Regions from separate parts of the Homo sapiens genome. Here regions 1 and 3 are each linked to region 2. A link is an interaction called in ENCODE POLR2A ChIA-PET data of the cell type or tissue named here. Cell type or tissue: HepG2. All regions are shown on one strand.

What was found. ChIA-PET counts read pairs that join two places held together with the same protein. Peaks named below come from ENCODE experiments on the same cell type or tissue, not always from the same donor. Only the 100,000 strongest peaks of a DNase experiment are listed, where the experiment ranks them.
Region 1: POLR2A ChIA-PET joins it to region 2 with 11 read pairs; 4 of 35 experiments call an interaction of 5 or more read pairs at or near these places.
Region 3: POLR2A ChIA-PET joins it to region 2 with 10 read pairs; 3 of 35 experiments call an interaction of 5 or more read pairs at or near these places.

Annotation. Positions count from the first base shown.
Region 1 is chr22:45,157,635-45,160,134 of GRCh38, forward strand. The region is part of intron 1 of NUP50-DT (NUP50 divergent transcript); the gene reads right to left. Among named protein-coding and RNA genes, the nearest start is that of NUP50-DT, 4.9 kb to the right of the region's middle. RefSeq lists a silencer at 2,074-2,368. In HepG2, no CTCF peak of the experiment used is centred here; DNase peaks (open chromatin) are centred at 1,537 and 2,207; H3K4me3 peaks cover 937 bases.
Region 2 is chr22:45,272,351-45,274,850 of GRCh38, forward strand. No RefSeq gene overlaps it. Among named protein-coding and RNA genes, the nearest start is that of UPK3A, 11 kb to the right of the region's middle. In HepG2, no CTCF peak of the experiment used is centred here; DNase peaks (open chromatin) are centred at 301 and 1,331; H3K4me3 peaks cover 278 bases.
Region 3 is chr22:45,503,872-45,506,371 of GRCh38, forward strand. The region is part of intron 1 of FBLN1 (fibulin 1); the gene reads left to right. Among named protein-coding and RNA genes, the nearest start is that of FBLN1, 2.2 kb to the left of the region's middle. RefSeq lists enhancers at 1-239, 240-853, 854-1,467, 1,468-2,081, 2,082-2,500. In HepG2, no CTCF peak of the experiment used is centred here; no DNase peak of the experiment used is centred here; H3K4me3 peaks cover 1,720 bases.

The DNA of each region.
Region 1 (2,500 bases), 110 kb before region 2:
AGTAGGTCAACACAGTGAAAGCAATGACAGAGCATGTACAGGCAGACTGAGACCTGGTTTGGTACAAATCTCAAAGAGAGGGTCTTCCAGTCGTCACTGGTAAACTCAGCTCTTTCCCCACTTTGTATCGATTTACGCAGAGGACATTCAACTGTAAACGGTAACCAGGTTTTAGTCGCTGGCCAGGGAAGGGGCTCTTAACTCTAAATGCCCCTTCTCCCCAAACACTAGAAGGCATGGAGTTTTTAGGACTAGGTGTGGGACAGGAGAGGAATGTTAGCATGTGCAAAGTGAGACTCTAAATGTGCACACACAATTCATAAACATACGTCTTCATACATCACATGTACACAAAATGGTGGAGACTTTCTTTTAGGAGAAGGAATTTTAGCATTATAACGACATGATAATGATCTGAAGCCAACCAGGGGTTGCCTATCCTGTTCCGCTCTGCAGTCTTATCTTCCTCTGGTATCTGATAAGGGGTCAGGAAGCTCTGGCACCATCCTGGGGCCATCTGGTTTCTTTAAGCAGTTGTGCCTATAAAGGGACTGAAGAAAAATAGTAAGAAAAAGGAGATTTTCCAGTTATTTCATCCAGCACCCTCCCCCCACCTCTCCACCTCTATAAAACCCATCCATCCTAGGAGGTCATTTAGCTCCAAGATGTGAATGTTTAATCGCTTCTGCTTGCATCGATTTCTCCCTCCTCGGAATGCAGAACAATTTTTGCCCCATCATCATTGACTGGTGACATCTCTTGATGGTTTTATTATTTAATTGGCTAATTTTGTTCTCAGAAAAAAGATACGCTTTTATAAGCCACAGTATCTTTAAGTTTTTTTACGTACTATATATTGTTACTTTTTTAGTGACCATAAAGCCTCAAGAAAAAATAAATAACAGCATTAGAAAACTTAGCCATTACTTTTAATCCTTCTGCACTGAAGCCTAAAATATGAAAAAATGTGAAAAATAGAAGTTGTGAAAGTTTCTGAGTGTCCAGCAGATTGGAATCTCTAGGACAAAATAAGTCATGTGCTCTGCCCAAAGTCTCGAGGCAATCCAGTTGAATCCCAGTTTAGTTAAGTCTTTCTTAAAGAGCCAAATGTGTTCATATTGAAAGAGATTCAGTCTAGAATCTATGAATGGGGACAGGGAGTCCCTGACCTCTGGCCAACATTTCAAAAAGCCTACTGGAAATCATAAATCTAACTCATAATAAAACTGCTCTGGCTAAAACACAGCTCTTTGCTTTTAGCCAGAGTTACAGGAACTCAGCTCAATATTAGTGGCGGTCTAGAAGCCAAAACCGCCGAATGTCAGTCACACTTTTTTGTTTTTGTTCTTTTAAGCCTCAGTGGGGGTGAAAGTTATATTTTTGATCAGTTAAAAAAAAAATGAAACTGAATTCCCATTTCACAAATATTTTACTTGTGTTGAAACAAGGTCTTGCTCTGTCGCCCAGGCTGGAGTGCAGTGGTGCAATCACAGCTCACTACAACCTCGACCTCTCGGGGTTAAGCAATCCTCCCACGTCAGCCCTCCCAAGTAGCTAGAACCACCACGTGCCACCACGCCCAGCTAATTTAAACAGTTTTCGTAGAGATAGGGTTTTGCCATGTTGCCAAGGCTGGTCTCAAACTCCTGGGGTCAAGCGATCTGCCTACGTTGGCCTCCCAAAGTGCTGGGATTACAGGCGTGAGCCACCATGCCCGGCCTGTTTTTTAAAAATTTTCCATTTTTGTTTTTTGACGAGACGAGGTCTCATTATGTTGCTCAGTCTGGTCTCCAACTCCTGGGCTCAAGCAATCCTCCTGCCTTGGTCTCCCAAAGTGTTGGGATTACAGGTGTGAGCCACTACACCTGGCCAAAATATTTTACAGTAAAATATTTTAAAACAAGAATTAGAAAAATATTAGCATTAGAAAAAAATGAAAATCTTTTGAGCTGTTTAGGGGAGAAAGCTCCAAGGAACTTAAAAACAAGTGATACTGTCTTATTTAACAGTCCATTTACTCAGCCCCATACTGTGTGCTTTACCTAAGTGTTCACACTTAATCTGTACAACCAAATGAAGGTACATAATACACCCTCGCTTTACAGATGAGGAAACTTGAGCTCAGAGCTCAGTTTGTCCAAGGCTGCCAAGCTGGTAAGTGATACGGCCAGGAGATTAACTCCAAAGCCCCACTGCCAGGCAGATAACAGAACATTTCCTGTTTTCATTCCTTAACATTAGGAGCAAAGTGTAGTTCTGTAGGCTTCCTGTTGGGTGTTTTCTGGTAAATCGTAACAGGAATGACTCCAGGTCGAGGTTTAAGCCTACCTAAAATGAAGGCCAGAACACAGCTAGAACACAGCAATATTATCTTGCCATTTTCTTTGCTAGGTTAAACTGGGCTTGAATGATCTGAGACATTTATGACCTGATCACTGTGGCAAAACTGATACAAAGCTGGCTCCTGGCATGGACCTCTAACAGCAGAAAGAAAGGCAGG
Region 2 (2,500 bases):
CTTGTTTGAAGCTAGGAGTTCGAGACCAGCATGGGCAATAAAGCAAGACCCCATGGTATGCGCCCGTAGTCCCAGCTACGCAGGAGACTGAGGCGGGAGGATTACTTGAGCCCAGGAGGTCGAGGCTGGAGTGAGCTATGTTTGGGCCACTGCACCCCAGCCTGGGTGACAGAGCAAGACCCTGCCTCTAAAAAAATAAAGTAAAATAGGCCAGCCCTGCTGGGGCCGTGCTGGTGGCTGGACTCTGAGCTTCCCTCTGAGCCTTGGTCTCTTCACCAAAACCACTTGGGGGTGGATCTGACTCACATAGAGGCCCCTGCCGCTGGTCAGGCACTGCCTGGGATGGACCACGCAGGATGGGGGTGGGCAACGGTAAAAATACACCAAGGCCCAGAGTCCAGGCTCCTAGTGTCCAGCTATCACTGGGGCCTAGGAGTGCCCACCCCAACCCTCCATCCACAAGAACTCCTGAAACGGGACTCGGGATCACAGCATCCATTCAGTTTTTGTCTGGGTCCAGTGGCTCACGCCTGTAATCCCAGCACTTCAGGAGGCCCAGGTGGGAGGGTCACTTGAGCTCAGGAGTTCGACACCAGCCAGCGCAACATAGTGAGACCCCTTCTCTTCTAAAAGAATGTATCTGGGCTGGGTGCCGTGGCTCACGCCTGTAATCCCAGCACTTTAGGAGGCCAAGGCAGGCAGATCACGAGGTCAAGAGATCGAGACCATCCTGGCAAACATGGTGAAACCCCGTCTCTACTAAAAAATACAAAAAAATTAGCCGGGCGTGGTGGCGGGCACCTGTAGTCCCAGCTACTTGGAAGGCTGAGGCAGGAGAATGGCGTGAACCCGGGAGGCAGAGCTGCAGTGAGCCGAGATCGCACCACTGCACTCTAGGCTGGGCAACAAAGCGAGACTCCATCTCAAAAAAAAAAAAAAAAAAAAGTGTATCCAGAGATCTGGCAGGAGACTCAGGGAAAAATCACTGCAGCGTTGTAACCCCATTTTTCTCCTCTGTAAAGCGGGGGTGGCATGGACAGTCTCCTCGAGTTGCTACAGGGTTGAAGGGGCACTGTTTGGGAGCTGTGAGGTGCTCCTGCTTCCACCCGGGGCCTGCACGAGTCCTCCTGGCTCTGAACCCCCGACCCAGGACTGGCTCAGGGTGAGGGGTCAGTGGTCCGCATGGTGGAGAGAGAGAAATTCTGAGCCAACAGACTCTGTTCAGGGGACAGGAAAGGCCCTCATCCCCGCTGGCTTCCAGATCTCCCAGATAAGGAGAAATTAATGTTTGATCTGAGCTTCATTCCAGAGACAGACAAACCAGTTTACTGCTGCTGACTGAGAGGACACCCCACCCCTGCTATCGCACCTCACCGCCCTTTGGACTTGACACAGGACTTCTCCTGGGCCCCATGGGTCCCATTGTCCTCAGGCCCCTGTGCTTAGCATGGACCGGGCAGTCGGTGGGCCTGGGGGATGTTTGCTAAAATCAGGTTGCAAATCCAGCCCGCCACCTTCCGCCACTTCTTAGTGGGAGAAGCTGCCTCCGAAGCCAGGGATGGGACCCTCATCAGGAAGTCAGCCTCATGGATCCCAACGTAGACGCTGCCAGGAGGAGAAGAACACAGAGATCTGACTGCCTCACTGAGCAGCTGTTAGCCTTGGCCGAGCCACTTCCCCTCTCTGGGCTCCAGACCCTCAGCTGTAGAAAGGAGTCTTAATCCCTTCTCCCCTCCAAATCTGCTCTTCCCCATCTCATCTCAGTTGGGAGCTCCCCAACTCCATCCTTTTGGCTCCTCAGGCTAGAACTAGGGTCCCCCTTGACTCCTCCCTCACTCTCACCCCACCTCCAGTCCATCAGCAAAGTCCTGTGGGCCCAACCTTCAAAATACATCCACCACGAGAACTTTCCTCCGGCCCGCACCGGTGCCAGCCTGCACCACGCCATGCTGCTCCCTCCTTTACCTATCTGGTGTGATCCAAGACGAACTTAGCACCTAGAAAGAGCCTTCCGTCTTCCACGCATGTTAATTAGAAAATTTACCTGTTTGGCCTGGCACGGTGGCTCGTGCCTGTAATCCCAGCACTTTGGGAGGCCGAGGAGGGTGGATCACCTGAGCTTGGGAGTTCGAGACCAGCCTGACCAACATGGTGAAACCCCGTCTCTTCTAAAAATACAAAATTAGCCAGGTGTGGTGGTGCATACCTGTAATCCCAGCTACTTGGGAAGCTGAGGCAGGAGAATCGCTTGAACCCAGGAGGTGGAGGTTGCGGTGAGCCAAGATCGCGCCGTTGGACTCCAGCCTGGGCAACAAGAGTGAAACTCTGTCTCAAAAAAAAAAAAAGAAAGAAAGAAAGAAAGAAAATCTACTCATTCATTCATTCATCAAACACTGCTGAGAATGTGCCCTATGCAGGACACGGGAGGAGGAGGATTTGGGCCAGGCCTTGGAGAATGGGGGGCTTCCATGATGGAACGTGCAGCATGGGCACCCCAGGC
Region 3 (2,500 bases), 230 kb after region 2:
CAGCCCGCGCTTTTCTCCCCTCTAACCCTCAAGGCCTGGTCCCTGGGGGGACTGCCACGAGGTCCTCTGATCAGAGCAGCTGCTGGGCGGCAGAGCTATGACCTGTGACCTCTCTGCTGACCCGTGGCTTCTCAGAGCCACTAGCCAGGCCCGGCACTCCTGGCGTCTTTGTTTCTCCAGTGGCCCAGGTCCAGGGGAGTGCCCTAGACCACCCTCAGAATCCGAGTCTTAATCCCTGGTTTAGTTGAGTTCCTTTTAACCTCTGGTGACCGCCTTTGTTAGTCAAAAGGTCGCTTGTCCCAACTAATGCTCACTGGGGGATTCCAGGAAGGGGGCTGAAGGGGGCTGGAGGGGGAGGGGAGGCTGGGAGCTGAGCTCTACAGAGCTTTCTTGACTGGCTGGCTGCAGCAGAGCCCTGTGGAGCTCTGATTGTTCAGGCGGTGCTGGGCACGGCCTGGGCACCTCGTGGGGTTGGAGATGGTGTGGGGAGGCGCAGAGCTCAGTGTTGGCACCAGGAGCCTTCGCAGCCCCTGGGGGCTCCCTGGAGGCTCTTTAGAAGAGATGGAGCTTGATGTAAGGGGAGCGCGGGAAGAGGGCATTCCAGCAAGCAGCAGGCCGGGTGGCTGCCAGCTGGAGGGAAAACCCCGAGGGGCCCTGGGTGATGGGTGGGTGGGACATCCGAGACTCCTGTTAGAAAAGGAAGGAGCCTCAGAGGCCCCGATTGTGTCGATGAGGAAGCTGAGGGCCTGAGAGAAGGCGTGGTAAAACTCTCCCTGGCCCCGGAGTCTCTGCGTTCCCTCTCACTGTTCTTTTCTGTCTGCGGTTTGCGAACAATTTCTCCCTATGTGTGTGTGACTGAATGAACACCCCAGGACTTGCGGGCCCAGTGTGGCTCACTGCTGAGCCACAGAGAAGTTTGTAATTGGAAGGGTTTAAAAAAGCCTCCTAATTGCACACTTCGATAAAAGCAGCTGGATGTCCTGTGGGCCTTTTGTTTCTTTTGGGGAGAAGTCTCTTTGAGTTTCAACAGGTTTAATTTGGTACAGTTTGGGAAGGGGCTTTTGAAGACTGCCTGGCCCCTATCTGCAGCTGTGAGGCCCCCGAAGCCCTGTATGTAAGGCCACAAGTGGCACCGCCCCTGCTCTCAGAGAGCTGTGGGGCCGCAGATGGTGAGCCTGTTAGCTGATCTGCAGAAACTCCTTTGGCGACGGCCGCTTAAATGGAGAAGGGCGCTGATCTTTCTTGCCAAACGGCCGAGAGGAGCCGCCTGTCTGTCCTGTGTCTGTCCGTCCCGTTGGGCTTTACTGAGAGCTGGGTGGGAGGGAGTGGAGAGGAGGAGGTGTTAGGAAAAGACGATTGTGTTTTCTCCAAGGCTTTCTTGGCCTCTGGCTGCAGCCGGGCAGCGTTTCCGACTGATTAAAAGAAAGTTGGGAGGGAGAACAAAGGCCAGGGAGGACTTGGCTTGAAAACGTGTGGTCTGTGCCGCCACTCCTGGAAGTTTCCCAGTCAGGAGGTGGGGGCCAGGGCACTGAATGCATGAAGATGAGACTCTGTGCCATGGGGGTCAGGGCTGGGGCCTCTCCTGCAGCACCCACAGCTCTGGCTCACGCCCCGCTCCTGGCCCTGCTGAGTGCCCCCCAACTCAGGGCTGCATTTGCCACCCCTGTTAGGTGTGTAGGGCAGGAGTAGGGGCACGCGGCTGACTCATCTTCAGGTCCTGGAGGGCTCCACGGGCCTTGTGAGACTAGAAATCAGTTTGCATCAGAAAAAGCCATGAGATGGTTTGGTGGTTTTCTCATTTATAAAATGAAGGGAACAAAAACCTACTTAGGTTGTCTTGAGGATTAAGAGAGAGAACATAGGATAGTGTCTACCATGGCAGCTATATTATTATTATTATTATTTTATTTTATTTTTGAGACGGAGTTTCGCTCTTGTCGCCCAGGCTGGAGTGCAATGGCATGATCTCGACTCACTGCAACCTCCGCCTCCCGAGTTGAAGCGATTCTCCTGCTTCAGCCTCCCCAGCAGCTGGGATTGCAGGCGCCCATCACGCCCAGCTAATTTTTGTACTTTTAGTAGAGATGGGGTTTCACCATCTTGGCCAGGCTAGTCTCGAACTCCTGACCTCAGGTGATCCACCTACCTCGGCCTCCCAAAGTGCTGGAATTACAGGTGTGAGCCACCGTGCCGGCTGGCAGCCCTGTTATTAATGTTAGCTATTATTCCTGTTGTCCCCTTCTCTAGGAAGTGTTGGCACCAGGAGCCTTCGCAGCCCTTGGGGGCTCCCTGGCGGCTCCTTGGAGGAGATGAGGCTTGATGTGAGGGGAGCGCGGGAAGAGCGCAATTCTGCCAATACCCCAGAATTGTTTTCCCCAAGATGCCTCTGCACATTCTACTACTACTGAATTTCCCAGCCAGGCGCTGAGCAGAAGGCCCCATGGGGCTATAGGACTGGTAGTCGTCAGTGCCAAACCCGTGTCAGGAAAGGTGGTGTTCT